Linked DNA regions of Mus musculus: regions 1 and 2 are each linked to region 3. The links are chromatin loops, found by intact Hi-C in ENCODE. Cell type or tissue: left cerebral cortex. All regions are shown on one strand. Links, peaks and the distances in the headings refer to the core of each region. The heading gives the core; the rest is flanking DNA.

Region 1 (10,638 bases), core at 1,520-9,519, 85 kb before region 3:
AGATCTTGGAGATGAATAAGAACTAAGGGTTGAGGCTTACTAGTGATGTGGTTGTGTGTCAAGTTGACAAGGGGTCAATTGTACTGGCTGTTTTTATGTGTCAACTTGACACAGGCTGGGGTTATCACAGAGAAAGGAGCTTCAGTTGGGGGAGTGCCTCCATGAGAACTAGCTGTGGGGTATTTTCTCAATTAGTGATCAAGGGGGAAAGGCCCCTTGTGAGTGGGACCATCTCTGGGCTGGCAGTCTTGGGTTCTATAAGAGAGCAAGCTGAGCAAGCCAGGGGAAGCAAGCCAGGGGAAGCAAGCCAGTAAAGAACATCCCTCCATGACTTCTGCATCAGCTCCTGCTTTCTGACCTGCTTGAGTTCCAGTCCTGACTTCCTTGGTGATGAACAGCAGTATGGAAGTATAAGCTGAATAAACCCTTTTCTTCCCAACTTGCTTCTTGGTCATGATGTTTGTACAGGAATAGAAACCCTGACTAAGACAGGTATGTTTCTGGGGAACAGCAGGTAGATGAATCATTTACATTTTAAAAACCTTTGTATGTTCATGTGTGCATGTTGTGAGCCGCCCAACATAGGTACTTGGAATTTAACTCAGATCCTCTGTAAGAGCTGAACATGCTTTTAATTGCTGAGCCATCTCTCTTGACCTGAAACTTAGTTTTTAATCTAGTCAGTTACCCACTGCCTGTTAAGTGATGTGTTAAAGTTATTTGCATTTAAGGCTGGTATTGAGTGGAACTTGTCGTTTTCTAAGGTTGTGTTGATTATTGGTAGTTTGTTGTTCTATACCTCCCTCCTAGTACTAGGGATTTCCTGATTTCACATGTCAGTCATAGTGTATTCCTTCTTATCCCTCCTTTGTTCATCTGCTTGTACATTGTCCAGTGTATTCTTGCCTGTGCTCTCGCTAATAATTTTTTTGTCTTAGTTTGTTTTCTGTTGTTGTGATAAACACCAGGACCAAATGCAGCTTAGGGAGAAAAGGGTTTATTTCAACCTACAACCCTTAGGTTGCACTCCATCACTGAGAAAATTCAGGGCAGGAACTGAAGCCAGGCACTTAAAGCAAAAATTGACCATAGAGGAATGCTGCTTACTAGCTTGCTCCCTCTGGCTAGCTCAGCCTGCTTTATTATACAATTCAGGGCAGGAGTGGCACTGTCCATAGAAGGATTTGCTCTCCTACAACATTCAAGACAATTCTCCACAGACAAAGCTATGGAATAATAGGATCCAAGCAATCCCTCCGTTGAGTTCCACTCTTCCCAGGTTACCGTTGTGCCATGGTGACAGCTGAAGCTACCTTTGATAGCTGTCTTTCTCGTTCTTCTGTGCATATCCATCCCTTTAGTATTTTCTGCAATGTTGGCTTTGTTGTAATGTAAAAGACAGGCCTTCATCTGTGCCTGTCTTGAAATGTTTATATTTTCCCATCAATGTTAAGAGATAATTTTGTTTTGTATAGCAAATTGTTGGTTAGTAATTATTTACTTTCAGGGTTTGAAATATTTCACTTTATGCTTTCTTGGCTTTTAGAGTTACTGATGATCGTCTTATGTTATTCGGATGTGCTTGGTTTATATATATCATATACACAATAATATAATTAATAATATAGTATAGATGCATCATATGTGAGGCAGGGTCTGTCTCATTAGTGCCGAGACTGAAGGTGTGTGCGCCATGCTTCCCAGCCTTGATGTGTCTGTTTTGGTGTCTGAGTTGGTGCTTCTCTCTTGCAGCTTTTCACATCATCTCTTTACTTGGTAGTTTTGGTGTCTTCACTGATAGACTGTGGAGATCTTCTATGGACATGTGCATTTGGAGTTCTAAGTGTCTCCTTGTTTAGATATCCATTTTCTTCTCTAGGTTTGGGGGATTTTTTGCTATAATTTCATTGAACAAACAAACAAACAAACAAACAAACAATCTGTGTCTTTATTTAGCTCATCTCCTTTTCTACAGTGTAGTTTCCTAGGATTGGTTTCTTCCCAGTGTATCCCAGATGGTTTGCCCATGCTCTTTGCTTATGTTCTTTGTTTTCTTTTAGAGATTTATTTATTTGTTTTATGTACATGAGTAGACTATCACTCTCTTCAGACACACCAGAAGAGGGCATGGGATCCCATTACAGATGGTTGTGAGCCACTTATGTGGTTGCTGGGATTTAAACTCAGGACCTCTGGAAGAGCAGTCAGTGCTCAACTGCTGAGCCCTCTCTCCAGCCCATTTTTGTTTCTTCTATTTTACTGAAATTATTACTGTTTTGACCCTCTCTTTCGTGCCTAAAACTCATTTTTCTGCATGGCCTGTGTATTAATACTTCCCAATGTGTTTCTAATTTTGTTGATTGGTTCATTTTCAGCATTTCTGTTTAGTTCTTTTTCAATCTTGTTTCCTTAGTGAATTTTTCCCTCCATGTTTTTTAGCATTTCCTCCAACTTACTGAATGTTGCATGTAGCTCCACCCAGGTTCCCTTGGATCCACGGATGAACACACACATTAGTTTAATTTTCAACCTGCCTTATGGCTCAGTTGCTAGGAGCTTCTACTCTCCCATGGCTAGTGTGCTCCTCCCAGTATTCTTAGCCCAGCACCCTAAATCTGCCTTCAACTTTAGTCGATCAGTTACCTTTCCTTGTTCAGCAATCCAAAACTGCCCTCCACATAGTTGCAATTCTAATCTCCTGCCTGGGGAAGCAGCCTATGGCCTTACCACCTACAATCTCACATGACTGGGTCACTTTTTCTCCTTCTGAAGCATGGTGAAAATCCCCCTTTCTTTTCCTGCAACTCTTAGCCTGCCTGTGGGGACCCGGAAGTCCCACCTCTTTCCTTCCACCAAGCAATTGGCCCTAGGCATCTTTATTGATTGATCAAGAACCAATTGGGGGATGGGACCTTGGCATCAGAACCACCGACCATCATATTCCTTTTGCTGCTTCCTTGTCTAAGTCAGTACTTGGCTTTCTTCATCAGTTCATTTGAGTTCTCATGTGCTCACTAATCATTCGCAGAGAGAAGGATGCTGTTCTGTGCTGGTTTCTAACTTCAGATGGACTCAACTAGAATCTTAAGACATGTTCTATTCTTTAAACAAAAACAAACAAACAAACAATCTACAACTGTCTGTTTGTCTCTACTTATTTATTGTTTTTTTTTGAGACACAAAGAAAACACAGGGTTTCTCTGTGCATGCCTGGCTGTCCTGGAATTTGCTCTGTTGACCAGGCGGACCACAAACTCATCTGTGATGGTGATCCACCTGCCTCTACCTCCCCAGTGCTGGGATCAAAGGCATGCACCACCACCACCACCACCACCACCACCGCCACCACTACCACCCAGCTCTTTCTTTCCTTTCCTTTTTTTTTTAAAATATTTTTCTTTTTTCTGATTTTATTTTATTTTATGTGTTTAACTGTTCTTCCTGCATGAATGTATGCCATTACAGATGGTTGTGAGTCACTATGTGGTTGCTGAGACTTGAACTCAGGCCCTCTGGAAGAGCAGTCAGTGCTCTTGACCACTGACCCACATCTCCAGCCTCCAATCACCTTTCTTGTTCTTTTCCTAGTCCCATGGATGCCCTTCCTTTCTCACCTAATTGCCTTTGCATCTTCATGTTTCCCCCATTGCTTTGTTTGCTTTTAGATGACTCAGTGAGAGACATTACAATTGCTTACAGAAGCATAAGTAAGGGTTATTTACAGGAGCGGGTGAACCCTATCAGTGTCTCTACTCCTGAATCAAATCTTTTCTTTTCCCAGCAAATTGCCTATAGATCCTCCTGGAGGGGTTAAGCAACTTGAGTCCCTTCTCCCTAGCAACAATTATCCTCAGAAAGAGAAGAGACCTCGTGATGGAATTTTAACGGACCTAATCTGTGGTCCCAACTACTGAGAATTCAAGAATGTAACAGTCCTGTCATGCCCAGAAGACAGCATTACACAACACTCCACACCTTTACCCAGCACTTAGATTCCCACCCACTCTTCTGCATTGTCAGGATTCTCTGTAGCAACCATTGCCCAATACAAAAAGAAGTTTCTATGACCAAAGCCAACAGCACAAATCTATGAACACAGATATAAATATTTAGAAGGCAACATGACAGGAACTTCATGTTTATATGGCAAATCAATAACACTAGCTTCCCCACTAGGGGCTGTGACCCTGCAACCCAGCCTCAGGCATTTGACCAGATTTATAGTGCTAGATTTGAGTTCCCTCTGGTGGACCAGGCCTCAGATTCAATAATAGTAGTAGTAATAAGAATATGGTTCGTCATTTCCATGAGAGGTCTGCCATTATTGTACTAATGGGCATGTCTTACCTCTCAGTTGGAAGAAAAGGAGGCAAGGTACCAGCTGAGGAAAACCCACTGCCAGTTCTCCCCAGCAGTCTGCTTGTATCTCCAGCACTAAGAAAGTCACAAGGAAGAAGCTCCCAACACACTTCCAGAGTTGACGTCTACATCCTGCTCTCAAAGTGTGTGATGTCTTCAGCAATAGGCTCTTTCCATCTAGTTCCGGGTTCGATCCCAGCATGAACTAAATTGGGAATGATAGTGCATGCCTAGCTCTTGGAAGGAAACAGGAACAGAGTTTAAGGTTATCCTTGGCTACCTATAAAGTTTGATGACATTTGGCTACATGAGATTTTGTTTCAGTGAAACAAATCAACAACAACAACAACAACAAAAACCCTAAAACTGTTTATATATTCCTTTTTTGTTGTTTGTTTGTTTCCAATACAGGGTTTCTCTGTGTAGCCTGGGCTGTTCTATAACTCACTCTGTAGACCAGGCTGGCCTTGAACCCACAGAAGTAGGCCTGCCTCTGCCTTCTGAGTTCTGGGATTGAAAGGAACTTTTTTTCCTTGAACATAAATATAATGAGAAATCTGTTGTGAAGTGGTGTCCTATGCCTTTAATCCCATCACTCGGGAGGCAGAAGCAGGCAAGTCTCTGAGTTTGAGGTCACCTTGGTCTACAGGTGCATTCCAGGACAGCCAGAGCTGCACAGAGAAACACTGTCTGGAGAAAGAGAAAAGAAACAAAGAAAAGGAAAAAAGGGAATGGGAGTGGGGGAAGAAAGTCTAGTAGTTGTAGTTTCCCTACTTGCCCAGTAGATGTCACTCAAGACCCAGAAAGTGGGAGACAAAGGTGATGCATTTTGAAGCTCTGGCTTGTCTTCCCGCGTTGCTCCATGTCCCACTGTCTGAATCTGGTTTGCCTAGTCATGTACTTAGAACTGTATGTTCTTGCTGATTATACCCCCCAATTCTCTCATCTGTGTCGAAAAATGTGTTCTCCATATGTTTTGTTTGATTTTTTTTTTTACAAGGATATATGTAGACAAGGCTGGCTCCCAACTTACTTTGTAACTGAGAATGACTTTTAACTCTTTAAAATAATTTAAAAAAAATATTCATTTCAAGTTGGGCTTGGGGAGCACGCCTTTAACCCCAGAACTCGGGAGACACAAGCAGGTGAATCTTTGAGTTTAAAGCCAGCCTGGTCTGAGGAAAGTCCCAGGACAGCCAGGGCTACACAAAGAAACTGTCTCCAAAAAAATGTATTTCATTTTTATATGCATGAGGTTTTGCTTGCATGTGTGTCTGTGCACCACGTGCATACTCGATGCCCACAGAGGCAGCTAGAGTTAGGGATGGTTATGAGCCACCATGTGGGTACTGGGCCTTGAACCCAGATCCTTTGCAAAAATCAGCAAGTGTTCATAATCATTGAGACACTTCTCCAGCCTGAATTTTGAATTCTTGACCCCACAGGTTCTACCCCTCCTATGAGCTGGTATTACAAGCCTGCACCCCTCACCTAGCGTGGGGTGTCTTAGTTCTATCACAAAGCCCATGTGTAGTTAGTTACTGAGCAGTTCACGTACTTGTGAAGGGATCAGTGTACTCCATAGATGAACTGCCCTTTGTGTTTCAGGAGCGGCTCACGCCACCTTTTCTGTGGAGCTTTCTTGGTGTGTGTGGGACAGCCAAGGATGTAGGGCACTTACCTGGAGTGTGAAAGGTTTCTACATTCTTTTTTTTTTTTAATTTTTTATTAGATATTTTCTTCATTTACATTTCAAATGCTATCCCAAAAGTCCCCTATACCTTCCCCCTGCCCTGCTCCCCTACCCACCCACTCCCACTTCTTGGCCCTGGCTTTCCCCTGTACTGAGGCATATAAAGTTTGCAAGACCAAGGGGCCTCTCTTCCCACTGATGGCCGAGTAGGCCATCTTCTGCTACATATGCAGCTAGAGACATGAGCTCTGGGGGTACTGGGTAGTTCATATTGTTGTTCCACCTATAGGGTTGCAGACCCCTTTAGCTCCTTGGGTACTTTCTCTAGCTCCTCCATTGGGGGCCCTGTGTTTCATCCTATAGATGACTGTGAGCATCCACTTCTGTATTTGCCAGGCACTGGCATAGCCTCACAGGAGACAGCTATTTCAGGGTCCTTTCAGCAAAATCTTGCTGGCATATGTAATAGTGTTTGGTGGCTGATTATGGGATGGACCCCCAGGTGGGGCAGTCTCTGGATGGTTCATCCTTTCGTCTTAGCTCCAAACTTTGTCTCTGTAACTCCTTCCATGGGTATTTTATTCCCTATCCTAGGGAGAAATGAAATATCCACGCCTTGGTCTTGATTTTCTTGTGTTTTGCAAATTGTATCTTGGGTATTCTAGGTTTCTGGGCTAATATACACTTATCAGTGAGTGCGTATCAAGTGACTTCTTTTGTGATTGGGTTACCTCACTCAGGATGATATCCTCCAGATAAATCCATAGGTTTCTACATCCTTATTTATATATTTACCTGTGTATATGTGTTTACATGTTTGTGTGTGTCTAAGTGTACATGGAAGCCAGAAGAGGGCGCCATATCCCTTGGATGGAGTTAACGGTGGTTATGAGTTAGCCCATGTTGGTACTAGAAGGTGAATTCAGGTCCTCTGCAAGAACGCCAAATGCTCTCAACTTCAAAGCCGCCTCTCTAGCCCAAAGGTGCTGGGTTGAATCCCAAGCAATTACGTATCTGTGTTGAAGGGCAGGGGAGGAGGAAAGAGTAGACAGTGCAGAGTAGAAAGAGAGCCAGGTGTGGTGGTGCACACTTTTAAATCTCAGCACTCAGGAACCAGATGCAGATCTCTGTTGAATTCAAGGCCAAACTGATTTACAAAGCAAGCGAGACAGGACAGCCAGCAAGAGCTGCTAGGGAGGACAGCCAAGCTACAGGTATCATCTCAAAACAAAACAACCAGAAATAAAAAGAGACAAGTGCATAATTCTTGGCTTTGTACCAGGCATGTAACCCTAGCACTTGGGAGGTAGAGACAGGGAAATCATACGTTCAAATTCATTCTTCCCAAATAGCAAGATACAAGACATCCTATGCAACTCAATATCCAAAACAGCCGGCGGTTGGGGAGAAGCAGTGACATGGCTTAGTGGAGAAAGATGTTTGCCACACAACCCTGAAGAACTTAGAAACCCACATAAAGGTGGAAGGAGACAGCCAACTCCACAAGTTGGCCTCAGACCTCCATGCATGCGCAGCGGCACAGGTGCCCGCTCCTCCTGCTAGTAAGAGAACAAAAAAGAACCATCTGCACGTGGAATGGTTGTGGGAGGATGCTGATGGGCACGCGTGACTGTGGAGGTCCCAGGCCGACGCTGGGGTTTTCTTTGATCGTTTTCGTCCTTATTCATTGATCCAGGGTATCTCAATTGAACCTGGAGTTAATCAGTTAGGCTATTTAACTAGCCAGTTTATTCCTGGGAGCCTTGTTCCTCACGAGATAGGGTTAGAGGCTGGTGGCCATGCCCATCCAACGTTTCTATGAATTCTGGGGACTGGAATTTGGATCTTCGTGCTCCAGCCGCAAGGACTTTACTCAAAGAACCAGTTTTAGAGTCAGATCCATTTTCGGTGCCCCTTTATTCGGGAATCTGCGGCGAAGGATTGCCGTGAGTAAGCGGTAACCTGTACTATGAGGTAGCTTGGGTTATAGAGTGAGACTATGTCTAAAACAGACAAAAACAAGTATGAAAACATAAGACAAAAACAGTGTGGGGGCTGGAGAGATGACTCAGGGCGTAAGAGCACTTGCTAGAGTTTGGTTCCCACGACGGAGATTGGAGAGCTGAGAACAGGCTACAAGCCCAGCTCTGGGGATCTGATCCTGCCTCTTCTGGCTCCCGAGGCTACCCATATTCAAGGGCATATGCACACACATAGTGAAACAGAAAACAAATCATTTTACAATTATTTAAGGCGGTGCACACCTTAAACCCCAGCACCTAGTGTTTGAAGCTAACCTGGTCCACATGGTGAGTTCCAACACAGCCAGGGATACATAGTGAGACCCTAACTTGAGAAACACTATCCCCACCCCAGTGATGGTTTGTATATCCTTGGCCCAGGGAGTGGCACTATTAGGAGTGGCCTTATTGAAGTATGTGTGGCTCTGTGGGTGTGGGCTTTAAGACCCTCATCCTAGCTGCCTGGAAGTCAGTATTCTGCTAGCAGCTTTCAGATTAAAATGTAGAACTCTCAGCAGCTCTTGCACCATGCCTGCCTGGATGCTGCCATGATCTTGCCTTGCTGATAATGGACTGAACCTCTGAAACTGTAAACCATCTCCAATTAAATGCTGTCCTTATGAGTTGCCTTGGTCATGGTGTCTGTTCACAGCAGTAAAACCCTGACTAAGACAGGTCTTGAATATCTCATACCTACCACTCAAGCTTTCTACCACTAGCCTACATCTTCCAGATTTTCTTTTTAAACATGAGTCTTGCTGTGTAGCCATGGGTGCTCTCAAACCCTTCATCTTCCTGCCTCCATTTCCCAAGTGGCTGCCACCATGTTCTGTTTATCATTCTCTTCCTCTTAGCCAGCCTCTGGTGCACAGTGTATGTTGGCTGATGTGAATTAAACTGGAAGAAGTCACACTAGACGTTGCTTTTGCCTGAGCTCAGGGCCTTGTGCATGGTAGACTACAACTCTACACCAGGCTACATCTACAGGCTTTTATGAAAGTACTTCTGAGCTGGGCGGTGATGGCGTACGCCTTTAATCCCAGCACTTGGGGGGCAGAGGCCGGCAGATTTCTGAGTTTGCGGCCAGCCTGGTCTACAAAGTGAGTTCCAGTATCGCCAGGGCTATACAGAGAAACCATGTCTCAAAAAACCAAAAAAAAAAAAAAAAAAAAAAAAAGTACTTCTGAGTTCTGACTATCAATAGAGGTGTATGAGTGTGGTGCCCAGGCCTTCGCAGCTGCAGGTTTCCAGCTATTCTGGTGGAAGTGTAGTGGTATCTCTGGCTTGTGTTCAAAGTTCCCTGATCTCTAGTGAGTATGTCCCCAAGTGCTACTGCACAGTTACTTGTCTTCTGCGGAAAATGTTCAAATCTTCCATATATACTAGCTTCAAACTCACTTAGTCAAGGATGAACCTGAATGCCTCATTCTTCTGCCCCTACCTCCCAAGAGCTGGGGTTGCACACCTGTGACACCATGCTTAGCCCTTCTTCTTCTATTTCTTTTCTTCTTCTTCTTCTTCTTCTTCTTCTTCTTCTTCTTCTTCTTCTTCTTCTTCTTCTTCTTCTTCTTCTTCTTCTTCTTCTTCTTCTTCTTTCTTCTTCTTTCTTCTTTCTTCTTCTTTCTTCTTTCTTCTTCTTCTTCTTCTTCTTTCTTTCTTCTTCTTCTTCTTCTTCTTCTTCTTCTTCTTCTTCTTCTTCTTCTTCTTTCTTTCTTCTTCTTCTTCTTCTTCTCCTTCTCCTTCTCCTTCTCCTTCTCCTTCTCCTCCTCCTCCTCCTCCTCCTCCTCCTCCTCCTCCTCCTCCTCCTCCTTCTTCTTCTTCTTTTTTAAAGACAGACTCTCACTACATAACCCTGACTGGCCTGGTGTTTGCCAGGTAGGCCAAACTTACTTTGAACTCACAGAGAGCATGCTTTAGTTTCCTGAGCATTGAAATTAAAGGCGTGGACGGGAGGGGCTGGAGAGATGGCTTAGCGGTTAAGAGCAGTGGGTACTGTTCCAGACGACCTGAATTCAATTCCCAGCACCCACGTGACAGCTCACAACGGTCTGTAACCCATGTTCCAGGGGATCCAACACCCTTATATAGACATACATGGAAGTAAATCAGCCAATGAAACTGGGTGTGGTGGCACAGGCCTTTAACCCCAGCCCTTGGGAGGCAGAAGCAGGCAGATTTCTGAGTTCGAGGCCAGCCTGGTCTACAGAGTGAGTTCCAGGACAGCCAGGGCTATATAGAGAAACCCTGTCTTGAAAAAAACAATAAATAAATAAATAAATAGTTTGAAAAAAAGAATTCTATGCACAGGCTTGTGTGCCACCATGCCCTGCTTTATATTCGTCAAAAACAAAACAGAATGCTGAACAATAAAAAGTCAAGCTATTTATCTGGACATGTGCTCCTTACCCTTGGGAGGCAGAGATAGAAGGAAAACCTCAACTTCAAAGGTTAACCTGCTCTACATGGCAAGCTCCAGGCCAACCAAGATTACAGGCTGAGACCCTGTGGCATTTTGAATCCTTCTGTCACTGGAGCAAGGATTAGGAGATATAGAATTATACAAAT
Region 2 (10,638 bases), core at 1,403-9,402, 140 kb before region 3:
TACACATAAAAATTAAAAATTAAGCCGAGCGTGGTGGTGCACGCCTTTAATCCCAGCACTTAGGAGGTAGAGGCAGGTGGATTTCTGAGTTTGAGGCCAGCCTGGTCTACAGAGTGAGTTCCAGGACAGCCAGGACTACACAGAGAAACCCTGTCTCAAAAAACAAAAACAAAAACAAAAAAAAACAAACAAACAAACAAAAAAAAAAAAAAGAAAAGAAAAAACAAAAGACAAAAAAAATTTAAAAATTAAAGAAAATGTTGAGATTACAGGTAAGAATAGTCTTCCAGGAAAGAAGAATTGACCTGTTATGTAATAGAGGAATTATTTTATAAGAGAAGAAAGCTTAAGACCAGTTAACTAAGTCTTCTACAAGAAAAGTAAAGAGCCATGCAGGCCTCCAACACACCTTATGTTACCATGTGTTACAGTCCACAGTGCGAACATGGTGTCCCACTGATCATGGAAAAACTAAATTACTGAATAATCCCTTTTTAAAGCACATACATAACATCTGTCTGTATTGTGTGGGAGGGAAGCACAGGCATCCCAGCACAAGGAGAAAGTCAGATGACAACTTTGCCAGAACCAGTTTCTCTCTCCACCATGCAGGAGCTGGGGATCAAATTCAGGTTGGCAGCTTGGCACAAGCAACCTTATCCACTGAGCCATCTTACTAGCCATCTGAATAATTCACCCTTCTATATATTAAAATCTCCTATGTAGGGGCTGGGAATCTAGCTAAATTCTGATGTATATGATCACCAGGTAAAAGAAGGTTCCAAATGTAATGTACAGGACGCTTTAAAAAAAATCCACCTTCTGTTTTGTTCCATTAGCCAATTCCCAAGCAACCTCCAGTTAACTGTGATAGGTCTGTTTTGATCTTGTAAACTCCCTCTCTACACTCTTTCCAAAACAAAATAAAGCTTTTCAGGTTTATTCATTCAGGAGGAAAGTGGGGCTTGTTTAGTGGCACATACTTCTAATCATGGCATGCTAAAGAAAGAATTGCCATGAGTGCAAGGCCCATCCATGCATACTGTGAACTGCAGGCCAGCTTGGGACATACAGCAAGCAAAATCTCATTCAATAAACAAATAAGAACAAAACATTTGAGAGGGAGCCAAATGGAGATTTTTGTTCACAACTACTTTTTTAAAAAGATGTATTTCTGTATCTGAATGTCTTACCCCTGTCAAGGTCAGAAGAGTTGGAAGACCCAACAAGCTCCTGGAACTAGAGGTTACATGTGGGTGTTGGGAACCAAACCCAGGTCCTTTGCAAGAACAAGTGTTCTTATCTGCAAAGTCATTTCTCCAGCCCCAGAACTACTTTCAAGCACAGTACAGGGGAATCAGGAGATAGCTAGCTCCGTGAGTAAAGAAGCTTATTGGTGAGCTTTGTCCAGAATTAAAACAACAAATATACTCAACACAGATGGGTTGATATCACTTACAGCTACTAGTACATGAATTTGAGGACTGATGGTGGACACTCCTCTGGCATCTGCAGGCAGCTACACTCATATATACATACCTACACTCAGACACATACATGTACATGATCAAAAATAATAAAAATAAAACTTTAAAGACAAAAAGAAAGGCAAACGTAACCATAAGGAAGCAGGAAGGGCAAGTGGCAGGAAGGCTGGAGAGATGGCCCGACAGTTAATACTTGCCACTTTCCAAAGGACCCAAGCTGAGTTCCCAGCACCACAGACTTCAGATCTAATCTATTCCTTCAACCTCCTCAGGTATCACTGAATGTACATTTTAGCAATTTTAACAGAGAGAAATCTAGAGCAACAAAAAAATCAAGAGCCAGCATGGTGGCACACACCTGTAATTCTATCACTCGGGAATCAGTGGCAGGCAGGAGGTCTGGAATCCACGGCCAGACTGCAATTGATTAGCCCAGCTATAGATACTACAGTTCCCATATAATCTCACCAGTGCATAGCCACCTCCACTATAAACACCCTCTTCAAAGTGTTAGCTGTATTAATAACTGGAGAATGTGTGATGTCCACACACTGTCATCATCTAGAGTCTCTAGTGTACAGGGTCCCTCTTGGTGGTATTAATCCTATGGCTTTGAACAGATGAATAGTGCACACATCTACTATTATAGTTTCACAAATATTTTCTGTGCTTTGCCTTTTTCCCCACTTCTTTTACCTACTCCCCTTTGTTGTTGTATTTCTTTCCCTTACTGCTTTTTTGAGACAGGGTCTCATAGCCCAGATTGGCTTTGAACTCATAACTCTCTCACTTCAGTCTCCCAAGTACTAGGACAACAGGCATACACCAAAACCATACCATGTTGTTCTTGGGGCTTTTTTTTGTTGTTGTTGTTTTGTTTTGTTTTTTCCTTTGTTTTCATTTGTCTAATGGTATAGTGCATGTATGTAGATCGAAAGACAACTTGCAGGTGTCGCTTTGCTCCTACCATGTGGGGTCTACGGATCAAATTCAGGTCATTAGGGTTGGTAACAAGTGCCTTACATGCTCAGCTGTCTCACTGGCCCTTACTTTGTTTTCTGAGGCAGGATCTTGACTAGCTAGGCTGGCCTCAACCTTACCCTAAGCTCCAGCTAGTCTTGATCCTCCTGTTGCCATCTTCTAAATACTGGGGTTACGGGCATGTGCGTTCGTGCCCAGCTATATGATCCCACTTACTGTTCTCCCTTTTAGTGCAGGGCCACCAAATGTCTAAACTACATATGTGAGCTGGAGGTATGACTTAGCAGTCGAGACAATGTTCATTATGTATAAGGCTCTGGGTTTAACTAAAAACATCATAGTAAAGCACAAAAGTTATGAATGAGAATTGCACTGCCTTTCCTCCACAGCAGTAATGCAAGCAGCAGCAGCGAAACAGGGACAGATAAAAGTCATCCAACTTGAAAGGAGAAAGTATCTCCAGCTTTCTTAGCAAATACTATGAATGTACATGGGAAAAAAAGAAAAAAGAGATATAAGAGCAACTGGAGGGAAAATGAAAGTCTGAGCAGACCACAGTGAGGACGACCTGCAAGCCCTGCATTTGGGAATAGGAGGCAGAAGAGTTTAAGGTCATCCTCAGCTGTGTGGTTAAGTTCAAGGTTACCTAGGCATTTACCTCTCCCAGCATTTACGACAACAGCAAGCATAGGCTTGCCTAAACTATATACCAGGACTTTATACATCCCCTCAATGCCCTCTCCCCAAAAAAGTAGGCATGCCTTTAGTCCCACACTAAGGCAAAAGCAGGAGGATTTCAGAAAATTCAAGGCCTTCTTCCCACAAATACTATTATAAATCTTAAATAATAATAATAAAGTAAACTTGGAATTCCTTATACCATGATGCTAAAAGACCTCTTTTCCTAGGCTATCATACAGGGCATTCCTCCCTGATTTTCAATTGTCTTTTGTGGTGCTCTGTTGTTTCTTCTAAACACAGTGTCACCACTTAACCCAAGCTGTCATGGAATGCTGGGTAGAAAGGCTGGCCTCACTTCTACACAGTCATCCTGCCTCCACCTTCCAAGTGCTGGGGGGATTTCAAGAATGCAGCACCACACCTGGCTTCCCAAAGTTTAACTGCTAAAGAAACTTCCCATTCGACCAAGGCATCCCACTGATACAAATCTATAACACAGACCATCTGAAAGAAGGCATGGCTTGTGCAGCACAGTCCTTAAAAAGGTAACATTTTAATTCATGCGTTATGAAAACTTGTGTCCTAAATTTTCTGCAAGCATTTTCTACTAGAAGTTCAAGTTATAACAGACACTCTGTTTTCAGATCAGAGCAGTCGGATGAGGGCGACAACTGCCACTGACGCAGCTGCTTTCTTTTTCCCTTTACAACCTGTAGCTAAGGTTCAAGAACAAGGCAAAAATGTAGCTTTCAAAGTGAGCAGCGAAACCAATGTGGTATTTGTCTTAGCAGGGAACACCAATGAAAATATGAGATGCTTCAGTCTAAACTGGCAGGTACACAAAAAAGCAAAAGTGCCTTGTCATTACTTACCATGCAAAAGTTACAAACTGCCGGTTCCTACGATGCAGTATGTGTTTCCTTAGACAGAGCTCTTGCCCAAATAACCATCCAAACCTGCCATCCTCAACTGTCACAGCCCACACAACGCGGCAGTTCCTTGTACTTTAAAACATTTGTTTTTAAGAATAGTCTCCACCCACAACTTTTCCACAAATTTCTTCAGCTACAAGCTCAAGTTTATACTACAAACGCTGTGTTTATTCCCACCAGAATGCACTCGTTTACAAATTACACAGGAGTAAATTATTAAAATACAAAACATCAACATTTCTGACACATCTTTTCTATTATTCAAATAAACAAACAATTATACTCCAAGCAAGGTACTACTGGCCAAAAATCAAATGACATGGGATCACTTCTCCAAGACCGGTAATAAAGAGGATTAGACCCCTTAATCTCAATCCATTTCTTTATAAATAGTAAATGGTCAAAGGAGTGGACTGAATAGCAGAAAACCTATTGCCACTAACTAAAAGAGCAATCCAGTAAGAGGCAGGTCATATTCATGAGCACAAATCTAAGATTATGTCTGAGATTTCTAAGTTCCCAGTCTTATCAAGAAGGCAGTTTGCTAACTTTTTAACATTAATATTGAGAGCAAAGCAGAAAATATAGTGGGTTTTATGGTTATAATGACTATGATAAAAAGTTTTCCTTTTGCAAATTTTTTTTAACAAAAAAGTCACATAATGAGTTCTAGATTCGAGGTAGTTTAGTATATTTACATGGTTATCAAATCAAATGAAATGTTTACTGAAAACCTGGCCAACAGGACACTACACCTAAGGATCTTTTCTAGCTTGCTTCTTGGAAGCATGGAGATAAGACGGCAAGACCTATTTCTAGGGACTCGAGTTTGCACACAATTAAGTAGCCTAAGTACGTCAACTGCTCAGACTACAGTGCATGACCTCTCTAGACAAAATCGCACAGCAAGTTGTGCTCTCAGTAGGCAGGAATGACGCCTTCTCTCACATTTGCTCAAGTAACTACAGTAACTGCCTTAAATTTTCCCGTGTGAAACCAACGAAATTTGAAGGGGAGCGGGGGTTGGGGGGGCGGCATTTTAAAAACTGGGTCATTCCTTATTTGTTCTCTCCAAGCACATTCTTCGGGAGGGAAACGGCCTACGAATCACAAAAAGGGGAGGGGGAAGAGGTGACAGCATCTCCAATGCTTTAAAGTTACGGCTCTTACAAGAGTCAGCACTTAGGGGCTCATTAGTTGGCTTTATTTGAGTTTAGTCACTCCAGAGCTGAATGGAGCCTTCCTATAAGTTATCCCCAACAAAGCAGCCCTAAACATCAGCCACGGTCCGGCAGAGGAGGAAATGCCCTGGATTCACCTGCGGCACCTGCCTGCACCCCGGTACCTCCACCTCCGCAGCGTCCACGGATCCTTACGCTCCACCCCAGCTGCCACCGCTCAGCACCCCGCCGGCCGGGCCAGGGCCGGAGAGCCTGGTTCCCGCCTCACCCCGGCGGCAGAGGCCAGGCCCGGTCCCTGCACCGAGTCGATCCTCTCGAGGCCCTCCGGCCGCAGCCTCTCCGAACGGCAGCCCGCGGGCTCCGGGGACCTCCCGCCCACTCACTCAGCGACTAGGCCAGCCGGCCGCTCCCCTCCTCCCGCGCGGTCCCGCACGCTACCTGAGCGGCCTGGCGGAGCGGGAGGAATCGGGCAGGGCAGCGGTGCGGACTCACCTGCGCCGGCCCAGTCGGCGACTGTCCGACACCGGAGCTTCCTGGGGTGAGAAAGCGCCGGCTACGCGGCCTGGGCACCCTCCGCTGGCAGGGCCGGGACTCCGGGGCCCCTCTGCGCCTGCGCCTCCGCGCGGCCGGGTCTCCAGGGGACAGCCTGCAGCGAGGGCAACTGCCGACCGAAGGGCTCGCGGGCCGCGGGCGCTGCGGGAGGACCGACGTCTAGGCACTGCCCGGGGCGAGACTGTCCGGACCACAGACCGCCATGTTTCTGTTCCCTATTCTTTTTTGCCTTCCCTTCCTTCCGCTCTTTTCCACAGAACACCACTTTCCCTCCCTCCGTCCCTCTCCCTTTCCTTCTGCGGGGGCGGTAGAAAGGACGCGGGGGGTGGGGTCCGAGGTCGGACCCGCCCCGCTAGAGCCACGCCCCTGTGGTTGGGCTCCACCCAGAGGTTGACCCACGCCCCCAGACTCCTACCAAGCCTCAGGCTCAGGCCACGCCTCTGCGCTTGTGCCCCGCCCCGCGAGCGCCCTCCTCCTGGCAGAATTCTGGCGGACCTCGGGGCGCTCCTTAGAATCCCGACGCCGAAGCGAGAGTCCTCCAGCTCTCCTGGCGCTAGTTGTAACCTTTCTGTTTGTTCTGCGGTGTTTTGTTTTGTTTTGTTTTGTTTTGTTTTGTTTTGTTTTGTTTTGTTTTGTTTTGTTTTGTTTTGTTGCGGTTGCCTGTGGCAGGTGACTACCGCCTCTCCAGGCTCAGGTTTTCAGAGAATGAGAAAGTGACTTAGAATAGCTCAAGGTCAATGAAAGAAAAAAAAAAGCCTAGAGAGACTTGCAGTTTCTCTTTAGTAGAGGCTGGAAGTTCCACCCATAATTGTGTGACCCCAAAGTCTGAGTGACACTGGAGGGCTGCCCTTCTCTAAGCCATCCAAAGACCTCTGAGAGACCTTAGCTGCGTTGTCTTTCTCTACTTCTATCCAGATTTTGATAACGCCAAACGAGTAACTCTTTAGTTTAGATAATCGTAATTTGCTGCCTCTCAAAGGTAACCTAGATCTCGAGGTAAACATTCTGAAGCTGATGGTTGTGAGCCTCAGGACAGAGTGCTGAGGATTTGACTCTGGTCCTAAAGAGAGCAGCAAGTACTCTGAAATAATAATCTCTTTAGCACCCAATTTTCAGTTCTGCAGGTACTGAAGGACGGAATTGGAGAGTCTTCACTGTAATGAAATTTTGACAAAATATTTTAATTTGTTTTGTTTGTTTGGCAGAAGGTAAGGTGGTGTGTAGGGTCTCACTATTTAGCCCTGGCATTTCCTGCAAGTCTTATTTGTAAATCAGGCTGGCCTTAAACACTCACCCTCCATTGCTGGAATTAAAGACTTGTGCTACCACTTGGTGACAATTTTTTTAGGGTATCAATTTTTCAAGGAACAAATAGCTTAAAATAAGTTACAACTTTTTTCCTCTTGGCAAAAGACAGATTAGGCGGCAGGGGTGGCTGGGGGGGGGGGGAGTAGAACAAAAGTGACTGATGTTTTTGAGCATGTCTTAGTGAAACCCTTTTCTTTGTATGCTGTTAAAAATTTCATTAAGCCGAGCAGTGGTGGCGCATTCCTTTAATCTCAGCACTTGGGAGGCAGAGGCAGGCATTTTCTGAGTTCGAGGCCAGCCTGGTCTACAGAGTGAGTTCCAAGACAGCCAGGGCTATCTATACAGAAAAAAAAAAACCTTGTCTCGAAAAACAAAAAGTTCATTAAATTATTTTAAATATGTGTGCGTAGCGGGTGAACTCCCGTGTTCATAGTGGTCACTTTGCTGAGAGTTTCTCTTTCATTTGCTCACGGTTTTTGCTAACAAGTGTAATAATGTTAAGTCTGGTTGATATGTGCCTGGTTGTCTATTTCTGAAGTTAACTGCAGGTTTGAAAAGTTTTGGCTTTTGACTTCTATAGCAGACACCATTTTCCTAACCACATTCGCAGTCAGAATTGATTCAAGAAGAAACAGTGATATAAATATGGTTCCATTAACAATAGTTAGGAGTTGATCTAGGGCCCTGGAAGCATCCTAACAGTCCAGCCAGCAGAAACGTTAAGGGACACATTCATATTTGAAAACCTAGCTTGTGGACTTCTTTTTTTGTTTGTTTGTTTGTTTGGTTGGTTGGTTTGGTTTTTTTCGAGACAGGGTTTCTCTATATAGCCCTGGCTGTCTTGAAACTCACTCTGTAGACCAGGCTGGCCTCGAACTCAGAAACCCACCTGCCTCTGCCTCCCAAGCGCTGGGATTAAAGGTGTGCGCCACCACTGTCCAACCAACTTGTGGACTTCTTCTACTTCCTCACCAAGGCTTCCAAAATGTTTAATCGGAGCTATGGGTTTAACTTAATAGGAGAGAACTTATTCGGCTAGAGTGAGACCCTAGGTTGGATCTGTCCCTCTGATGGCTGCATATCACTAGCCCTCAGGCACTGAAAGGGCCTCCCCTTCTCCCCATCCCCCATTCTCTGGGACTTGTAAATCAGAAGGTCAGATGCTAGAGAGATGACTTACCTGTGGTACTTTGAAAATGCTTGCCCCAGGGAGTGGCACTATTTGGAGGGTTGGCCTTGTTAGAGGAAGTGTGGATGTGGCTTTAAGACCCTCCTCCTAACCACATGGGAGCCAGTCTTCTCTTATCAGCCTTCAGATGAAGATGTAGAACTCTCAGCTCCTCCTGTACCATACCTGCCTGGATGTTGCCATGCTCCTGCCTTGATGATAATGGACTGACCCTCTGAACCTGTAAGCCAGCCCCAATTAAATGTTGTCCTTGTGAGAGTTGCCTTGGTCACCGTGTCTGCTAACAGCAGTAAAACTCTGACTAAGACACAGCCTTTTCAGGCCTCCAGTGTTACCCATACATACATGTACATATTCACCCACAGGCATACCACCATTCATATAAATAAAAATTAAAACTATGAGACCCTTTAAAAGCAGTAAAGTCAGTGTGCTGGCTTTTCTCAACTGAGGCTCCCTCTTCTACAATGACTCTAGCTTGTGTCAAGTTGACATAAAACTAGCCAGGACACAGGTTGAGCAAACCCTGGGGAGCAAGCCATTCCTTAAGGCTTCTACATCAGCTCCTGCCTCCAGCTTCTAGACCTTCTTGAGTTCCTCTTCTGACTTCTTCCAACAATGCACAGTGGTGTGGACGTGTAAGCCAAATAAACCCTCTCCTTTCCGAATTGCTTTTGGCCACTTACAGTGACCCTAACTAAGACAGAAATGCCAAAACCTTTTCCTACTTATAAGAGAAAGAAGAAAGAAGGAAGGAAAGACAGAAAGAGAGAGAGACAAAGAAAGAAAGAGAGAAAGAAAGGAAATTCAAAGAAGTTATTTTTTTCCACATGATGGATTACAAGATTTGAGAAAATCTGTAATTTTTTAAATTTTTTCTTACTGTTTTCATCATCCTAAAGTTTTACCATAATTTTTTCATCTCTGTTTCCTTCCCAATATCTCCTAGAGTAAACTTGCAAGTTTAACTTTTCATCTGAGCCAGCCATCCTTTATTTTGCATGTCCTTGATCACTCTTGCACATGCACATCCAGGATAAGTAAATTCACTTTGACGTTTAATATAGAATGGTTTGGCTATCCTTCCTGAGGAACTATTTGCAGTTAATAGTTGCTCGGGAGAAAAGAGTCCTTTTTTGGAGACCTAGCCACTTGCCAGAGTCCAGTGCCAGAGTCCACTTCCAGTGGATTGTCCCTCACCCATGGCCATGTGGGCAGCACTAACTGGACCTAATAGAATAAACATATGTTTGGGTGGGAATACATAGGATCATTTCTCATTGTGTACATGAATGAAATTCTAAAGAATAAAGACAAAATTTAATGTTCAATTAAAAAAAATAAATAGGTGATGAACACACGGGCCCAAGATTAAGAATACTTATTCTTACAGAGAACCTGAGACTCCAGTTCTGGGAGACACAATGCCCTCTTCTGGCCTCTGCAATCATCTGCACAAACACGGTGTACATACAAATGATCAGAAACACACATATATAATATAAAATGAATAAATCCTTACCAAAAAAAAAAAAAAAACAAGTTATTTTTCTAAAAAGCTGGAAGAGAACTGGAGAGCCCAATCAACATATAGCTGTTATAATCATTAGAGCATTAGAGTTTTATTTAACTTATAGATACGAGCATACGTACAGGCCAGGCATGGTGGCACATGCATTTAATCCCGGCATTCAGGAGGCAGAGGCACATAAATCCCTGTGAGTTCCAAGCCTCCCAGGCTACCTAGTGAAACCCTGTCGCTAAATAAATAAAAACATACATAAGGGATGAGGGCGTAGCTCCGTTGCAGCCCTCTTGCCTAGCATGTACGAGGTCCCAGGCTGACCCGGCTTCACAAAAAGAGGAGGGTACACAGGAGTATTCTGGCCAACCCTCTGAAAAAGGAAGTGTCATTCTAGCTCCCGGCCTGCTGAGTGAGTGCTTAAGATCACTGGAGAGTGTGGATTTGCAAGGCTAAAGCACTAAATAGGCAGGAGGATTCGGATTCGGTGGCCCTCTTCACGGCTACATCTTACAGGTGTCATTTTCCTCATTCTCCCTGTTCCCTTCAAAATCTCCTAAACATTGCCCTGTGGGGACAAGGTCGCATGTGAGCTCGTGGGGACAAGGTCGCATGTGAGCTCGTGGGGCCTTTTCTTTCTAGGTGCACAGAACCGATCATAGAAAAGCATGAAGAGTAGTCTCAGAAATTAACGAAGGTGGATGAAAGATGAGGGTGTGGTTCAGAGGTAGAGAGGAATTGTTTAGCACTGGGTCCACTTCTCAGTGCCATAAATAAAACAAAAACAAAGAAGTGAGGATAGAGG
Region 3 (10,224 bases), core at 2,225-10,224:
CTTAAAGCCAGATTGGGCTAAGTAACCCTGCCTCAAACAAAACTTTAAAATAGTCATCTCAAGGGGCCAGGGGTGTAGCTCATTGGTAAGCTTGTGGTTAGCGAGTTCAAAGGCCCTGGGTTCCACCTTCAACACACAGGGAGGTAAAAAGGGAGCTGTGAAATACAGTAGTGTAGACTGGATGGCTCCAGCCAAAAAGAAAATATTAGGGGAAAGCAAATGTTCTAACAGCCAAATCAACTAACAGCAACAACAACAAAAACTACCCTCAAATAAAAGGGCAGAAATGAAGAAATGGATCAAGGAGCTACTGTTTTACCCTGTGCCATAAACAGACAAGATATTTTACGTGACTGAGAAAAGTCTCTGTAGTGAATGATGGTGATAGTTGGACGACATTGTGAACATATTTAGTGTTGCTGAGTTACATATCAAAATCATGGCTTGAATGAGGCATATATGTGGCTCCCATCTGTAATCTCAGCATGTAGGAAGTGGAGCTAGAATATCAGGAGTTCAAGATGAGCCTCAGTTACACAGCAAGTTCAAAGCCAGATTAAGATCTGGAAAACTAAAAAGTAAGCCCAGCTTGAGTTACACTGAATCATGACAGACAGACAGACAGACAGACAGACAGACAGACAGACAGAGATACTTAGCAAAATCCTGTCTCAGAATGATCAAAATAACATATTTTATTGAAAACATAATATGTAAACACATACTAAATGTTTGCCTGTGTTTTCTCCCTGTGGCTTTAGTAAACGTTCATCTCCTCCTGTTTGGCTGCTTGATCTCAGTAGTAAATGACATGACCCTTTGTAAGAGATCCTGTTCTGCACACTGTGTCATTTCATACAATTCCTTAATGTTTAATTGCTGAAATGCCTTTACAATAACGTTTGGCTGTAGGTCAGTGAGATGGCTTAACGGGTAAAGGGCTCCCTGCCAAACCTGGTGATCTGAATGTGACTCTTTAGAACCTACACGATAGAGTGACTCTCGCAAACTGTTCTCACACACACACGTAATAAAAATATAGAAATTGGGTAGCATAAAAGTGGACCAGAGAGCCTTTTTAAAAACTGAACATTGCAGCCTGGCGTGGCGGTGCACGCCTTTAATCCCAGCACTCGGGAGGCAGAGGCAGGCGGATTTCTGAGTTTGAGGCCAGCCTAGTCTACAGAGTGAGTTCCAGGACAGCCAGGGCTACACAGAGAAACCCTGTCTCGAAAAACAAAAACAAAAACAAAAAACCTGAACATTGCTAATTTCTCTTTCTTAGGACATTCTTTTTTTTTTTTTTTTTTTTTTTGAGACAGGGTTTCCCTGTGTAGCCCTGGCTGTCCTGGAACTCACTACTTAGAACAGGCTGGCTTCGAATTCAGAGATTCTCCTGCCTCTGCCTCCTGAGTGCTGGGGTTAAAGCCATCACCACCACATCTAGAGGAAATGCTCAAGTGTGTGACTCCATGGCCTTCTATGTCACTGTGCTCAGAGGATGTAATTTACAAAAAGGTTTTAAGATCAAGAGAAATTTAAAAATTAAGTAAAAAGTACTAGAGGTTCTTTACTTACTTTTCCTATCTTGAAATTTTTCCAGTTGGGCCTGGTGTTGCATATCTTTAATCCTAGAACTCTGAAGGTTTTGAGAGGTAGGAGGCAGGAGGATCAGAGTCCAAGGCCAGCCTCTACTACATAGTGAATTTGAGACCATGCTATTTTACAGGAGTCTCTGTCTCAAGAAAGATAACACCATCAACAAAGTTTCTTTTGCACACGAAATTGTCTCTTTTTGGAAGTGCATTGTTTAGGTTTAAGGGCAGCAAAAGAGTGCTAATGTATTTAAACTCAAGGCCACAGTCTTGCTAGTCTTAAGTAACTGTAGTTTGTGGTTTAAATATTCTCATTTAAGCCAGGTACATTCGGGAGGCAGAGGCAGGCACATCTTTGGGAGTTCAAGGCCAGGCTGGTTTCCGTAGTGAGTTCTACATAGGCTAGGAATACATAATGAAACGGTATCTCCACACACCCAAACCTTCTCATTGAGCTGTGTTCATGAAAACAAGCACTTCCTTTGCAGGCAATTTGGGTTCTAGCAGTTGCCTTGATACTTGTTGACTCAGTCATCAGGAAACACAAAACTAGATCCTAAAGTGTATGGTTCTTTCCCCTTCCCAGGTCCTCTTAAAATTAAAAAAACAAAAACAAAAACAAAAACAAAAACAAAAACAAAAAAACCTTCTTAACTTGCCTCAGTGCTGGATTTACTATAAAGATTAAGACACTGAATATAGCAGGACTTTCTCTGGACTTCCAGTGGATGGAATAAGGAAATGGAGACTTGCTGTTTTTAAAAGCCTAGGTACTATAGCTGGGCAGTTTCTCAGCTATTATACTCCACCAAATCCTGGCCTCTGTCCCTCCATATGGCCCTTTTCCTGTCTTTCTCCTTCAATCCCATGTCATGCTGGTGAATCCCCACATCTGGTTCTTCTCCCAGAAACTCTCTCTCTGCTAAGAAGTTCTGCCTTTCCTCTCCTGGCAGCTATTGACTTTCATATTTTTATTAAATCAACTAGTAAGTGAGGAAGGTATTACAAAATATTGGGGTAGGTGATAATTTGTAAGAATAACAAAACCAAAATGTGGACAGTACTCAGCTATCTGCTGGTACAGCATTCAATATTTGAATATACAAAGACAACCTTCACACAATGCACGAAAAGATTATATCAACAACTGAATTTGTGAGGTTAGTGGCACAAAACATTGCTGGTCACAAAACAGTATCAAGTATTAAGTAGCTAAATATATTCTATAAACTAAAATATAAATACATATTTTAGTAACTATGAATGTCCTTTTTGCCCAGGTCATGGTCACAAAGTATGATTTCTCACTAAAGCAGGGGTTCTGGAAGAAATGGCTGATTTCAGGTCTGCACAGGAACTGCCCAAAATGAGCCTTCAATTTCTTGGAAATTTGAGTAAGTCCTCATTGTCCAAATAAAGGATAATTTGAATATTTATATGGATAACAAATCCAGCAAATTGAATCCTGTACATCTGTGTAGTTCCACAAATTCATGTGTGAATATATGAGATGTGGAGGGGTTGGGCTTCAAGGTTAGGAGGTTGAGATTATGGAAGTGTTAGAGCAAAATTGACAACATAAAGGGTTTTATACCATGAGCAGAATGGAAGACAGACTTAAACAAGGTCAGTTAACTGAGAGGCTGGGATATTTAAAAAGTCACCTATGTGGATAATAATCAAACACCAAAACTTCCTGTGAGCAATGTCAGATCTTAGAATGAACTCTGGTGCTTTGGAAAGCTTACAGATGGCCTCCTTGCAAACTACAGGAACTTAATTTTACAGGAACTGGTGCTTTTAGTAAGTCAGGAGGCAATAACTGCTTGATATGGTAATGTGAAATATGATAGTTCCCTACCTCGAAGGACTTGTTATACAAGGGATGTTCGAGAAAGAATAGCCAGAAGTTCAGGGTGCTGGAAGGGGAAGCTGTATACTTAGGTGAAGGGAGCCTCCTAGCCTGGAGAGTGTAGTGGTGGAGTCATAGAGTAGGACTCTGGTGATGGCTTTAAAGTCTGAGGTCTTGGGGCTTTCTAGCTCTCTAACTGTACTGAAATGCTGATGATAACTTCTAAAACGTCCTTCTGAGGGTAAAAGACTGCTGGTTTAGGTGATTAATAACTGTAGCCTAACAGCAGAGGATTAAACAATGTGCCTTTGTTCCATCTCGGCAGGAACTGCTGGGCTCTAACTTTCAGCCTGCTAGTCAGAAGTCACAGGAAGAAAAAGGGACACTTAGAAAAGTTATTATAGCATTTATTACTAAGTTGTAAAAAGTTTCCTATGGAAGCCATCTAAGGGGAAAAGCGAAAAGATCCTAAGTGGGAAAAGGAAAAGGGAAAAATTCTTCTAAGGGGGGAAAGGCAAAAAATTCTAGTCTAAGTGGGGAAAGGCTTTAAAAAATTCTTCTTTCTCATTTGTCTTCAGTACCTATACATCTTTCAGAATACATGATCACAAAGTTCACACAAAAAATCAAATCATAAATTGAAATAGAAGTTTACAATAGAGAATGTCTACATTCGTATCCATTAGGAATAATTTTCTGGCTAAACATCCATCACCTGTCTCAGCTCCACAGGTTCACTGAAGGTTTAAAACCATAACTAAGTTATTAGTGAAGTTTTGTATAGATAAACCCAGTCAATATTTTATCTTCTGTCCTAGCACCTATAATAAATCATTAGTTCCCTTTATATGACTTTTGGTTAATTGTTTTATCACCTCTTGGAATGTGCTCTGAATAGGAGAAAATCTGGTTACCATCTAAGAACTGGTAACATGTGGAAAATTGGCCGAGTTCTCATTGCAGTTTTGACTATCAAAAACGACTTAATAGGAGTCCCAGTAAAAATGAGCTTAATAATCACAGATAAAATTTTAGGAATTCTTATAGGATCATCATGATGACTTAAGTCATCTATTTGTCTATATGGCATCACTACAAGACAATACATCTTCATGGATCTGCAGAGATCTGCTCCAAAGGGGTGTGCTACTACTTAGTGATTGTTATATATTTTTAATAATAACAGGAAAAGCAATATTAATAGCAGGAATCTTCCCTAAAATGAATTCCTTACAGCCTTGCTTAATAAGGGTGCACCTGTCGCAGGTCATCTAATAATCCGAAGTAGACCACTTCAGGATGATGCTTGTCCCATTATGACTCCTGACACTCAGCAGAGAGACAGACTTTGTTGTAGTTGTTATTCGAGATAGGGTTTCTCTGAATAGCTCTGGCTGTCCTGGAACTCACTCTGTAGACCAGGCTGGCCTGCAACTCAGAAATCCGCCTGTCTTCTCCTCCCAAGTGCTGCCCGGTGAGAGACAGATTTCTAGTACAGCAAGTTGAAGTATGGCTGGTGGTGCCTCCCACAAAGATGGAGAGCATTCCAGAATTAGGAATTCAGGGTCATCTTCCTTTGGGAAGGGAGTTCAAGGCCAGAGGAGGCTAAAAGAAATCTCGACTTGCAACCTCCACGACCAAAGAAACATTTGATAATAAAAATTTTGCCAAGCACTCTAGATGAGGTGATCAATGAACAACTCCATCGGCCCCTGTGACTCTTGCCCATTAATTCATATAGTAGGAAGGCAGGTACAGTCTTCGACGCCAGACTGCGCTACATAAAGTTAGAGCTACATAGCAAGATCCTGCCTTTTTGGTTTTGCTTTGTTTTATTTCGAGACAGGGTTTCTTTGTGTAGCTCTGGCTGTCCCGGAAATCAGTAGTGTTCTCGAACTAACAAAGTTCTTCTCCTCTGAGTACTGGGATTAAAGGAGTACACCGCTGCCTCCACCGGACAAGACCCTGTCTTAAAATAAAGGAAAAGATGATTTGTTTAGGGCCATACACCTGCATCACTCACTATAAGGAGCTACAATGTAGCTTTTACTGAACAGCAATCACAACCCGAGCAACAGAAACCTAAAACGCAAAGAATCCGGAACTAAGGCCGGGAGGGCTCTAGAAAACACCCGGTTTCCGGACCTTGGGGCAATTGGCTGGTCACGCAATGCTTTGTGGGTCTTATAGTTTCTCTCAGGGACTTCATGTGCCCGGAGACAGGGATGCATTGCATGGTGGGAGATTGAGTCCTCTTAGGAAGACCAGTCCCGGAAGTCGGGACTGCGCCTGCGCCTGCGCAGTGTAGTCTTCCGCAAGCGCGGGAGTCTTGGTTTGCGTGGAGCGCTGCAGTCACTGTCTGTTTTTCTGGGCGCGTTCGGCCTTTTGTGGTGGGATGGCTCTCGGAGAGGAGGCAGCGGGCGGCCGCCGCAGAGGGGTTGTCGTCACCCCGGGATGCCTGTAGGAGGGGTCCAAGGGTCCTCACGGCTTCGGTGCCTTCGTTTTCCTCCGTCACAGTCGCCCTGCCCGTGGAAAGCATGAGCTCGGCCCGGGACTCCGCTTTCGAGAAGCAGCATCTCTGGATGTACCTGCAGGCGCTGGGCTTGGATCCGAGCTCCAGCATCACGTTCGGCGGGAAGATGGTGCCGCACGCGCACCTTGGAGAGTAAGGAGATCTGGGGCGGTGGCGCGGTCCTTGGCGTCCAGTCACTGGCGGCAGAACCCTGTGGTGGGGGACTGGTCGTCACCAGTGTAAGGGATGCGGGTGCGGGACGCTTTAGAGGCGTGCTCTGCAGTTGAGGCACAACGGCGGGCCCGCTTAACCCTGCCTTCGTGGTCTGTAGTTGGTGGGAGGCGTCGGGGAACTATATATGCAAACATCTTATAAGTAGTTAACTGTGGGTTTAAACTTTGAATCCGAACTAAAACATGTTACAGCTAGCAAAAACATAATAATGTGTGGGAATGAAAATCAAAAGCCGATACCCTTTCCTTTGCCACTTCAGTTATGGTTGCGATCACAAAAAGAAATACTTTGTTTATATTTGTATACTTTAGACACGAGCTTCCGGTTTCAGGCCCCCTTTCCTCCTTATAATTTAATGGAAAGAATGATTCTATTATTACTATATCACCATCATCACCATTATTACTATTTTTTTTTTTCGAGACAGGGTTTCTCTGTATAGCCCTGGCTGTCCTGGAACTCACTTTGTAGACCAGGCTGGCCTTGAACTCAGAAATCCGTCTGCCTCTGCCTCCCAAGTGCTGGGATTAAAGGCGTGCGCCACCACCGCCCGGCTACTATTATTTTTATTTTGAGACAAAACCCCCCTCTCTGTAGTAATGGGAGGTGTGCTGGGATTTTAATTCCATCGCCTTGCTCCTCCAGATTGCTGTTTTGCTTGCTTGTATGTCTTGTGTGAGGTTGTCAGATCTTCTGGGACTGGAGTTACAGTTTAGATCTGCCATGTGGATTCTGGGAATTGAACCCGTGTCTTTTTGGAGGCGCAGACACTGTTAGTAACCTGAGACATCTCTCCAGTCTCAATGAATTTTGTCTTTTGTTTGATTTTTGTTTTTGTTTGTTTGTTTATTTTTCAAGACAAGGCTTCTGGACCTCTTTTTGTGGACAGGCTAGCCTTGAACTCAGATACCAGCCTGCCCTTGCCTCTTATGTGCTGGGGATTAAAACGTCCCACCAACCATCCCTAGTTAAATTAACTTTGTTTTGTTTTTTGATGCTTTAGACATTTTTATGCAACCTCAGTTAAGTAGGTATATGATAGTATGCAATCATTCACTTGTAGTAGGTTATACATGTTATTTTAAAGCAATTCCATGGCATACATGTAATTTTACTATTAGGGACGAAAGTAAATTTGCATACTAAAGGATGCTCCCCCATTTTTTTCCTTTGAGATGGATGATTATATACCATGGCCTCCAGCTCTGTTTGCCTCTCTTGCTTAAGTGTTGATATCATGTTAACTTTTGGTTGATGCATTTTCAGAAACTTTTGCTGCTGTTACATTTCAGCCCTCACATAACTATGCTACCAGAATAGGGTGATGAAGTTTCCAGAAACAGGGCTGGCTGGGCATGACGGTGCATGCCTTTAATCCCAGCACTCGGGAGGCAGAGGCAGGTGGATTTCTGAGTTCAAGGCTAGCCTGGTCTACAGAGTGAGTTCCAGGACAGCCAGGGCTACAGAGAAACTCTGTCTCGAAAAGAAAAGGAAAGAAAAGAAAAGAAAAGAAAAGAAAAGAAAAGAAAAGAAAAAAGAAACCGGGCTGGAGACAGTTTCTGTTATGTTCCTCATGTTCCTCACCAAGGACAAGAATAATCTGGGGATAGATCCGTCATCTGTTGCCCCCATCTATTTAATTGTTATCTTTTTGTTTTTCTTCAATTTTTGTTTTTTTTTTTTTTTTTCCAAGACAGGGTCTCACTATTTAGCTCTCTGGCTGTCCTGGAATGCATTATGTAGACTGGGTTGGCTTCAGACTCATGAGAGATCCATTTGCCTCTGTTTCCTAGGTACTGGGACTAAAGGCATGAGACTCTGCTCCCAGCTGGTCTTGTGCTTGTGATAATCCTCTTGCCTTGGCTTCTGGAGTGCTGGGATTGATTGCAGGAGTGTGCCATTGTGCCTGCATGTATTTTGTCAGTATAATTTCAGTTCTAATGGTTGTGTTAATGCACCTAGGTATCTTATTTTTAATCTCTCTCTCTCTCTCTCTCTCTCTTTCTTTCCTTCCTTTTTTCTTTCTTCCTTTCTTCCTTTCTTTCTCTTCCTCCTCCTTTTTCCTCCTCATCTTCCCCTTCCTCCTCCTCTTCCTTCTTTTTCCTCTTCCTCCTTCTTTTTCTTCCTTTTTTTTTTTTTCTTTTTTGGAGAAAAAGGTTTTAATATCTCAGGCTGGTCTCAAACTCCAGATATGACCTTAATCTCCTAATCCTTCTGCCTCCACCTCCAAGTGTCAGGTGTGGTAGAAGTATGTACCACCATTCCCAGTTATTCATCTGTTTCTTAGTTTTTGTTTCATTTATTGTCTGTGAGTGTGCAAGTGCGAGCCACAGCAAGTGTGTGCAGGTCAAAGGACAATGTGTAGTTAGACGATTTATTTACTTGAGTTTGGGAATAGAATTCAGATCTTCAGGCTTGCATTTCTGGGAGGCAAGTTCCTTTCCTTAGGTGTCTCATCTATTCTTGATTTCTCTCAATATTTGTGTGGAGTCAAGTCTTTCCTGCCACCATGTGGGTGTCCCAGGGATGGAACTCAGGTAGTAAGGCTTAGTGGCAAGCACCTTTACCTGCTGAGCCACCTAGAACAGACTTCTAACCAAAGCACTACATATGCTAATAGTAGTAACTACTAGACAATTACCAAATCAAACTTAACTATAACTTTGAGGGTGAATATCATATCATGTTTACTTAAAAACAACAAATTCTGTTCACATCTGTGGCAGACTTTTTGTTTGTAATTCTATGAGTTTATAGTTTATATGGGCATATGTTAACTTCTGTTCTTATAAATTGTTTCAGTCCAAGGAATTTGTCTTAAAGACTGCATTTTGAAAGTCTCGTTAGTTTTGTTAGGGAGTGGACTAGAGGGGAAGGAGACCTGCATAGCTATCCACACCACCGTAAATTAGCAGTGGGAAGGAAAGGGGAGTTGGAGGTGGTATATGTGTTCATTCAACACTTGTTGAATATACACCTGACCTGGGATATTTTGGGGAGGAGGCAGTTTTTCTAGCTTCTAGATTGAAGCTTTGTATGTATAGCTGAGGACAATCAAATTATTAAAATATATCTTAAGAAAATAGTATAGTACTTAAAGAAGAATTTGCTGTCTGTAAAAGGTCTAAAATGTTACCCAATATATATCAAGTTCTCCAAAAATGTTAGCTTTTGTTACTACTACTATGTAAATGCCATCAGAGGGTGTATTCTCTGCAAGTTAATTAGCTTTCCGTCCCTCTCTGTTTAATGTTCATAGCAATAAAGCAAAGGCTAGTTTTTTATTTGGATCTCTGTTTTCACAAACAAAAACAAAAGCTTGTATGCTTGTCTTCCCCCCCCCCCTTCATTATTTACTCACTTTACATCTCTATTGCCGTTCCCTCCCTCACTAACAAGTCCCTCCCCGCTTGTATGCTTTTCAGTTGTGTATAAAATGTACCTAAATGAGAAAAAATAATTTGCCTTGACCTCTTGAGAATGAAAAATACCAGTGTGAGTGAACTCGTTGGTAGTTATGATACTGTAGGGCTTTAGTGCAATATCTAGGCAGTTTTTGAGGCTGAATAGCTTTATTAATCATTTTTCTTTGCTTTTTCACTTTAAACCACTAGGAATATGTTTGACAAACTGAACCGTGATGCCTTTCATATAGTTTCTTATTTTTTGTTTAAAACATTGGATGAGGCTCTTGCCAAAGAAGTTTTCAGGTAAGAAAAAATTATTTCATTTTCTTCTTTTAGTCATTCTCAGATTTGAAATTGACTCTTATTCCCCCCCGACCCCCACCCCTAAGACAGGGTTTCTCTGTGTAGCACAGGCTGTTTGTCCTGGAAGTCACTCTGTAGACTAGGCTGGCTTTGAACTCAGAGATCCACATGCCCCTGCCTCTGAGTGCTGGCATCAAAGGTGCATACCACAGCCGGCTGGCCATTAACTTGTTTAGAGTGGGTGTACCCTTAGAAATTGGAGTGCTTAAGCTTTATATAGCTGGGTGAGGGTTTGGGTGCTTATTTTAAAAAATTGTATAT

The links. Peaks named below come from ENCODE experiments on the same cell type or tissue, not always from the same donor. Only the 100,000 strongest peaks of a DNase experiment are listed, where the experiment ranks them.
Region 1: it touches region 3 in a loop (3-fold over the local background); 18 of 42 quality-filtered maps call a loop at or near these places.
Region 2: it touches region 3 in a loop (10-fold over the local background); 2 of 42 quality-filtered maps call a loop at or near these places.

What each region holds. Positions count from the first base shown.
Region 1 is chr4:86,691,574-86,702,211 of GRCm38, reverse strand. No RefSeq gene overlaps it. Among named protein-coding and RNA genes, the nearest start is that of Gm42312, 14 kb to the left of the region's middle. In left cerebral cortex, for the core only: CTCF peaks have their summits at 5,133 (motif pointing right) and 6,892 (motif pointing right); DNase peaks (open chromatin) are centred at 5,158 and 6,918.
Region 2 is chr4:86,744,029-86,754,666 of GRCm38, reverse strand. It overlaps Dennd4c (DENN/MADD domain containing 4C), which reads right to left and starts at 6,112. Exons shown (of 32, transcript NM_184088.1): 1 at 5,755-6,112. It overlaps Gm6521 (predicted gene 6521), which reads left to right and starts at 5,263. Exons shown (of 1, transcript NR_168733.1): 1 at 5,263-7,142. In left cerebral cortex, for the core only: a CTCF peak has its summit at 6,278; DNase peaks (open chromatin) are centred at 4,111, 5,104, 5,899 and 6,205; H3K4me3 peaks cover 2,768 bases; H3K27ac peaks cover 1,341 bases.
Region 3 is chr4:86,607,574-86,617,797 of GRCm38, reverse strand. It overlaps Haus6 (HAUS augmin-like complex, subunit 6), which reads left to right and starts at 5,743. Exons shown (of 17, transcript NM_173400.3): 1 at 5,743-6,112; 2 at 9,808-9,903. The coding sequence starts at 5,985. In left cerebral cortex, for the core only: no CTCF peak of the experiment used is centred there; a DNase peak (open chromatin) is centred at 5,671; H3K4me3 peaks cover 1,406 bases; H3K27ac peaks cover 689 bases.